Regions from separate parts of the Mus musculus genome. Here region 2 is linked to region 1. A link is a contact called in ENCODE Hi-C or POLR2A ChIA-PET data. All regions are on one chromosome and are shown on one strand. The core of a region is the stretch at or near the end of the contact, and the rest is flanking DNA. Distances in the headings are between cores, read along the strand shown. Region 1 has its middle 26 kb from the start of Pds5a. Region 2 holds the start of N4bp2 (NEDD4 binding protein 2).

Region 1 (3,524 bases), core at 857-3,356:
CCTGTGTCCACCAAGAATTGAGTGGGTTTCCCCTCCACTCTGGGTTACCCTGGGTTGGGGGAGGGGTGTCCAAACCCTGTTTCCCCTAATCACTGTCTTCACCCAGGGCTAAGACCTTTGGCGCTTTCCCCAAGGCCTGGGACTTCCTGCTCCTGGCTTCCGTTTGTTAGGGCTTTCTCGAGCCCAGTGGCCTCCCTCCTTGCAGTATGCGCACTGGTCCTTTTCAAGGGGTTTTCTGTCTCTCTTTGATTGGAGTCTCTCTTCTCTGCTTTCCCTCACTACTGTAGCCCGGACTCTCTGCGGATTCCTTCCCTGTCGCTTTTCTTTCTTTCTCTGTTCCTTCTCCTCTTCTGTCTCCCCTTTATGGTTGACTTTCTCAGCAACCTGCACTAAATCCCTCAAGAGCTTATCCTGTCATCCCTCTAGCCTCTGAAGCTTTTTCCTGTTGTCTCTTCTAGCCTGGTCTATAAAAGCCATTGTCACAGTAGCTTTGTGACAAAGATGCTGCTGGGGTCATAGGGTGCAAATTAGCGAATGCCCCCATGAGCTGCTCTAGAAAGGTTGTGGGCAACTCATCTGGTCTCTGCTTAACCTCATGTACCCTGGTCAAATTTGTGGGTCATCATGCAGCCCCTGAGACCTGCCAGTGGAGTCTGGTGGTGGATCTTTGGGCGCCCCTTACCTTTTGCCATATTGAAGTCCCAGTCAGGTCTAGTCAGGGAAAGCCCACTGTCCACGACAGCCTGGTCAATCGATGGTGCCCTCATGTCTGAGGGGGTATTCATTCTGGCTTCTGGCTTCCTTGCATTATAAATAAAACAGTCTCAAAGAGATTAACTGGCCCTTTGAAAAAGGGGGTGGGGGTGGGGGTGGGGGTTAGGCCTTCCAATTGTACAAGTTGGCCAAAGAGAAGGGCCAATATTGCATAGCCTGGTTGCCCTTTTTCAGAGGCCCATGTGCCCTTAATGGGAGAGCCACCATGGTATCAGGGGAGGTGGTTCTCAGGTCTCCTCCTGATCCTCCCTCCAGTAAAAGGGGGTGCAATGGCCTTGGTCTCATATGGGCTGAGGATCCCAGAAATGGTACTGGCACTGGTGAGGCCTTGGGGGCGAGGGTAGGGAGATTTGGAGGAGGAGGGTCTTAGAGTAACAGGTCCGCTGTTGAAGGATCTTGGAGGATCAAAATTTTAGGTCCGGATCCCTCCTCCTGCTCTTCCTTCTTCCTGATGGTCAGAACCTGTGAGGTGGCTCTTGAGAAAGAAAGGCTTTTATCTAGGTGTGTGTGTGGGGGGAGGGCTCCTCCACTAGATTCTTCTAGGTAACTATAAAGGGCCCTTGGTCCGGGTGCCTGAAGGATCCTGGCCTAAAGACTCTCTCCTCTACTGCTTTGATCACCTGCAAGTCAAAAAGTCCCTACAAGTGGGTCATGCAGAGAAGCAAAGAGTAACTAACTTGTCTTTTAGTCTGTCCAATATCCAAAAAAATGTCATCAGTCTAAGTCCAAGAACACAGAACAAAGTACTAACAAACACAAACTGTATCTGCCTCCTGAGTGCCAGGGGGAATCTGTGAGTTCCAGGCCAGCCTGGTCTACAGAGTGAATTTCGGGACTGAGGATGTAGCTCAGTGGCAGATCATTTACCTAGCATCTCTGAGGTACTAAGTTTAATTCCCAACACCACAAAAACAGACTAAAGAAAACTGATAGACCACATTTACACCTAATGAGATACAGTACCTAGTCTCTAGAGTGAGCAAGCTACTGAGATACAGGTAGACAGCAAGAGATGGATAGTGATAGGCTCCCTGGCGCCTCATAGACACCGCCCCCCTCGCCCCGCCCCGCCCCCTCCCCGGGAGTAAAATTACGGCTCAACAGGGAACCGAGAAAGAACTGAAAAAACCGGCCGGAAGGCAGTCCAGTTCTCTTGAAGCTGCTTCCTCCTTGTTTTTTAAAGAGACCTCCAGAAACTCTGTCATTCCCCCTAACCCCCGCCCCCATCTCCACCCCCAAGCACCTACTTCCTGCACAAAATAGGAATGAGACTGGGTGGGAAGATCCTGGAGGCGCTCAGGGCTTTGGGTTGTTCTAGTCTGCTGAATCTCCATTGCCAGTGAGAGATCTTTGCATCTTCGGTGGGACTCCACCCCCCTGCTCCCCCAACACGTACATTCACACAGCCACCCTCGTGCTGTAGGCGGGACACCCCCAACACACATTCACACAGCCACCCTCGTGCTGTAGGCGGGACTCCCCCCACCCCCAACACACATTCACACAGCCACCCTCGTGCTGTTTAGCCTGAATAGCCGGAGGAAATTGTTCTCTCTTTCCAATGCAATAGGCAGGCCAGATCTCAAGACCGACCTCTACCGGTAACTGGTAACCGCCCTTTGCTTCTAGATCTGTAACCAGATTCAAGTCCCAGCAGGCCTCTAAAAGTGAGGTAGCAACTGAAACCTGTGAAGAGGTATACTGGGCTAGAAAGAATTGTTTGAATAGACACGTTTATACCATCAGAGATCCAGGGAACGTGTGTGAGAAAGGCTTTTAGAGATGTTGGGTAACGGTGAAAAAAAAAAACAAAAAAAAAAAACATAAACCCGAATCTGGCTAGTTTAAATACCAACCTACTAAGTGATTCTAAGGTTAATAGTGTCACCATGGGAGTTCCAAAAGTCATTACTGGTGGGCCCAGAAGCTCATGTTCTCAGGAGAGAGTTTGAGGCCAGCCTGGGTATTGGGAGTCTGCTATGTTCCAACCATAGACTGCCATGTTTGTGTCTTTCCACAATGTCAGAATTTATTGACTAACAATACATTTACAAGCTACAGCGATTTTGTTGCCTGAAATTTTCCACGTTGTTTCTATTCCCCTTGATAAATGATTAACAAGCACAAGTTTGTTTTTTTTTCCCCTAATCTATTTGTAGTTTTAATTTTGTGTGTGGTATTACATATGTATGTGTGTGGAGGCCTGAAGTTAGTTAATTACTTTCTACCATTAAAATTTTGGGGGTGGGAGGATGGGGCTGGATGGCTGGCTCAGTGATTAAGAGAACTTGTTGCTCCTGCAGAGGATCTGTGTTCAATTAGAGCACCTACGTGTTGCCTCACAACCATCTGTAACTTTAAATTCAGGAGATCTAATGGGCCCACGGAGCACCAGACACACACTTGGTATGTGTACATATGTGCAGGCAAAACACATACACATAAAATAAATCTTAAAGAATTAAAATATTTATTATTTTTAATTAGGTATATGTATATGTATCTATACATAGGTATGTGCGTGAGTATGGGGTTCCACTGGGTATTAGATTTCATACAGATAGAATTACAGGTGATTGTGAGCTGTCTAATGGGGAGGCTGAGAAATGAGCAATATTCACTCTTTACTACTGAGCCATCTATTCAAACCCTCCCTATTAATTTATTTACTTATTTTTGAGATAGGATCTCAATACATATACATATACATACACATACACATATACATATACATCCCTGCTGGCCTAGAA
Region 2 (3,767 bases), core at 381-2,880, 39 kb after region 1:
TCTAGTCAACTGGAAGACTGCAGAGGTGGAGTTGCACCCCTGAGAAGTAGCACCCCTGTCTGGAGACTCAGTAATTCAGACTCTTACATGTCTCCTTTGAAACTACAGGACCTAAGCTGGAGAGAGAATGAATGTGATAAACAATCCATTTATTCCAATGCTGTCTCCTCCTTTGAAAGATGTGTTGTACTTTTCCTATTGGCTTAGAATGTGAGCCAATAAGGAAAGAGGAGTCCTTGGAAGTATTCATAAAGCAAGCCTGGCATTGTGCACACTGGTAAAGATGGCTTTGTTCTTTACATCTGTGAGAATTTTATGGGTTTGATACTTTTCTTTTGACATAGTAAGCAAAAGTAATTCAGATTGGGTGGTGCTGTCCCTTGAAATATATTTTCTAATGTTTAAGAATTCCCCCCTTTTATTATTTGGACTTAAGATGTGATAAATCCTTAACAGATGTTCAAAAGAAATTCAAGAACTTAAATACAAGTTTTTATTATCACGTTGAACATATTTCAGATGAACAAAATTAATATAAATTTGCTAGGTTTGTTTGAAGTCTATAATTACTAAGTTTCTTTCATTTCAAAAGTGGCATATATTACAGTTATTAGGCTCCTAATAGCTGCTTAGAAACAGATTAATGTTAGGTTCTCAGCAGTAGCTACTTACGCTCGGGATTGTAGACTATTAAATTTCTTTTGTTTACCATATTTAGAATAAGCCTTAATAAAGATGTTTGTATAGTATATATTTTTAAACACTGAAACTCAAGAGATCTCTAAAAAGACAAAGAAAATAAAAAACACATCCATTCATATTCTTTTCTGTGTGGGAGATTTCATTAGAACATTTATTTGCTTAAGTACACTAGTTTCTTTGCTTAAATACACCAGTTTCTAGAAAAAACCCCACTAGACCATTTGCTCATTGAGTGTGAGAATGTTCAAGCCAGATCTAAAGGGATTTTTTTCACTTGTATTCTTTCCAAATCTACATTCAGTTTAAATAATTGCCATAACAATTGACAGATAATCTGTCTCTCTGATGTGGATGAATATCAAGAGGTTATTTTACTACGGGGGGGGGGGGCAGTGAAAAATACAAAGTAATTGCAAAGAGAGAGGAAAGTCCAGGAGAAAACAGACACAAAAACAAAAAGAACAAAACTAAAAACTCCGAAACGACCAGTAGCATCATTAATCAGAAGGCTAGAGAGAGACACACACTTTTGTACTCTGATCGTTTCATGTCAGGACAGAACAAATTAAGCAAGGAAGTCAGAGTCCAACAAGGAAAAACATGGAGCGGGCTTAGGGGACGGGCTAATCATCCAGGATCGTTAACAGGGAAAGGGAACACTGTTGCTTTTTCTTGGCACCTGAAAACTCCAGCTCCACACTGGCAAAGGCCGCAGCTCTTTTGGGCTCAGGCCAGCGGGTTCCGACCGCACGTTGGCGGCGCGGGCTGGATCCCGGCAGCCTCCGTCCCGGTTGCTGGGGCCGCGGGGCCCTTTGTTCCCGCGGGGCGCCGCCGCCCGTCCGCCCCGAGTGAGCGGGCCCCCGTGGGGGACAGCGCGGGGCCCATCGCCTCGCCCCGCCGACCTCGCAGCTGCAGTCCCGCCCGCCCCAGCTCCTAGTTCCTCCCTCGCTGCCCAGGGCCAGAACGACCTTGTTTTGCTTTTCGGGCTCGGGAGAGAGGTGAGGGTTAGACCCGGCCGCGGCTCACCGGGGCGCTTACACGGGCAGCAGTAGGGGGGGTCCCAGCGCCTGCCTTTCCCCGGAGCCCTCGGGGGACAGCGGCGGGCCGCAAGCTTCCGGGAGAGCCTCGGGGGGCCCCGCGGGTCCCGGGCTGCGCCTCCCGCCAGGCCCGGGACTCACTTCTCGTAACGGAGCCAGCGAGGCGCCAGCACCGGTGGGCTCGGGTCTCCGGGCCGGCGCCGTGGCGGGCGCGGGCCGACGCATCCTGGAGAGCCCGGGGTGGGTGGGTGGGGGGTGTGCGGAGCAGCAGAGGTCGCGGCCCCGGGGCGGGGGCGGAGATCCACCTGGCTACGTGGCAGCCATTGCGGCGGCCGCGAGACCCCTCCCCACGCGGCCGCCCACCCGCCCTCTCGCGGCGGGCTCCTGCGCGGCTGCTCTTCCCCGGTCGGACGGAGAGCGGCAGTGTGTCCTCGCTCCGCACGCTCGCTGCGTCTCCCCCACCCCCGCCCCGCGGACACAGCTGCTCGCCAGCCCCGCGCCGCGCCGCGCCGCGCCGGAGAGCGTAGTGGCTGGCGGCGGCGGGAAAGGGTTGCGGACCCGCGGCGCTTACTCGACGACACGGCCCGGGGGCTTCGACGCCCCGCTCCCGCAGCAGGTAAAGGCGGAGGTTGGCGAGGCGGGCGGCGGGACTCGGGGAGGAAAAGAGCGGGAGGGGATCCCGGGAGCGCGGAGTCCCAGAGGAGGAGGGCCCGAGGCGGGCGGCGAGCGAGAGACGCGGCAACCCCGGGCAGGCACGGGCCGGGCGGGCGGGCGGGCGGAAGGGGAGTGAGGCGTCGCGGGAGGCGGGCCCTGGCGCGGGGCCCGAGGCCGAGCGAAGGCGGGCGCCGCGGCAGCTTCCCCGGCAGCTCCTCCAGCGCCTGGCGGGCCTCCAGGCCCCGACACACCCCTCCCGCCCCCGGATTCTCCGGGTGCCTTCCCGCCCCGACTTGACCTCGCGCCCCTGCGAGCGCCCCGCCGTTTTCCCAGGCCGAGCCTTGTGGGAACTTGGGCCGCCTGCCCGGGCTGGTAGTGCCCGTAGAGCTGTTTATTTACTCACTTCCAAACCACACGCACGCACGCTCGCTCGCAAGCTCACTCCACACCGGCAGGCTGGCCTCCCTCCGGGCGGGTGCGCCCGCGACCCTCACCCCTTCCCATCCGTAACTTTCCCTCTCGCTCTCCGAAAACCGGGCTTCGAGAGACGGAGTCAGACCGCGGGGCAGTTTATCCCGCTCGCGCTTTTGGTTACAACACTTTCTTTATTCCTGCCCCAAAAAGAGAGCGGGAAGAATTTTTTTTTTAACTCGATGCCAGCCAGATCGGAGGCAGGGCCCGCTGGCTTTAGGGAATCCTTCCGCACATGTCTTTAGGAGTGGGAGGTGGCCTTGCTGTACCGACAGGTTTGTACACACTCTTGCCATGCAGTGGTTGTAACGTCTCCATAGCACAGGTCTGGCTTGCGAAGGATTGGCTGCTTTTTCTACTCGGTGTCTCCGAGCCAATCAAGAAGCGCGGCTTGCCTGGAGACTGGTTAACTCAGAAAAGGTGGGGATTGGTTGAGCCTCCGAGGGGGGGAAAAAAAATCCCGGAGATAACCTGGCCTTTCAGAAAACAATGACTGATTTGCAGCTGCCTCTCCGCCCCCAGTTAATTTATTTCTTTTTAATACAGTACCCTTCGATAGCACCATTCGCCTTTTCTTTCCTTAAAAAAAAAAATCACTTCTACGGTTGGCCTTCAAATTAGCTCTCAGATGCAACTCGTTCGAACTCCAGTGGTTCAGTTTTCACAAAAATAATTTTTACGAAACATAACAATGCGTTTTTGTGTGTTGATAAGTGTGGTTCAGTTTTCTTTCAGCCGATTTTTGTTTTGTTTTGTTTTGGTTAAAGGTCAGTCAATTTTCAGTTACTATGCCAACGTATTATTTAAATGTTCTGCGGAGATGGGGGTGTGTGTGTGCTACATGGTGGAGGTATTGGGAAGAATTAGAAAGAAATGGCTGCTGCTCTTCTGCAGAGAGACAGC

What was found. A loop is a pair of places that touch in the nucleus more often than their neighbours do. ChIA-PET counts read pairs that join two places held with the same protein, here RNA polymerase II (POLR2A).
Region 2: a map of heart shows a loop between it and region 1 (5-fold over the local background). The contact joins the promoter of N4bp2 here to the enhancer-like site in region 1. A Hi-C loop is called at or near these places in 9 of 37 maps with a recorded cell type or tissue (gastrocnemius, heart, left cerebral cortex and 1 more). POLR2A ChIA-PET finds 5 or more read pairs at or near these places in 5 of 5 experiments (Patski and embryonic stem cell).

What each region holds. Positions count from the first base shown.
Region 1 is chr5:65,722,590-65,726,113 of GRCm38, forward strand. No RefSeq gene overlaps it. Among named protein-coding and RNA genes, the nearest start is that of Pds5a, 26 kb to the left of the region's middle. Within about 2 kb of position 2,107, at least 1 of the 3 ENCODE cell types and tissues checked has a DNase peak (open chromatin) inside an H3K27ac peak, as active enhancers do; it is heart, where a contact is called at or near this core.
Region 2 is chr5:65,761,891-65,765,657 of GRCm38, forward strand. It overlaps N4bp2 (NEDD4 binding protein 2), which reads left to right and starts at 1,631. Exons shown (of 20, transcript NM_001024917.1): 1 at 1,631-1,700.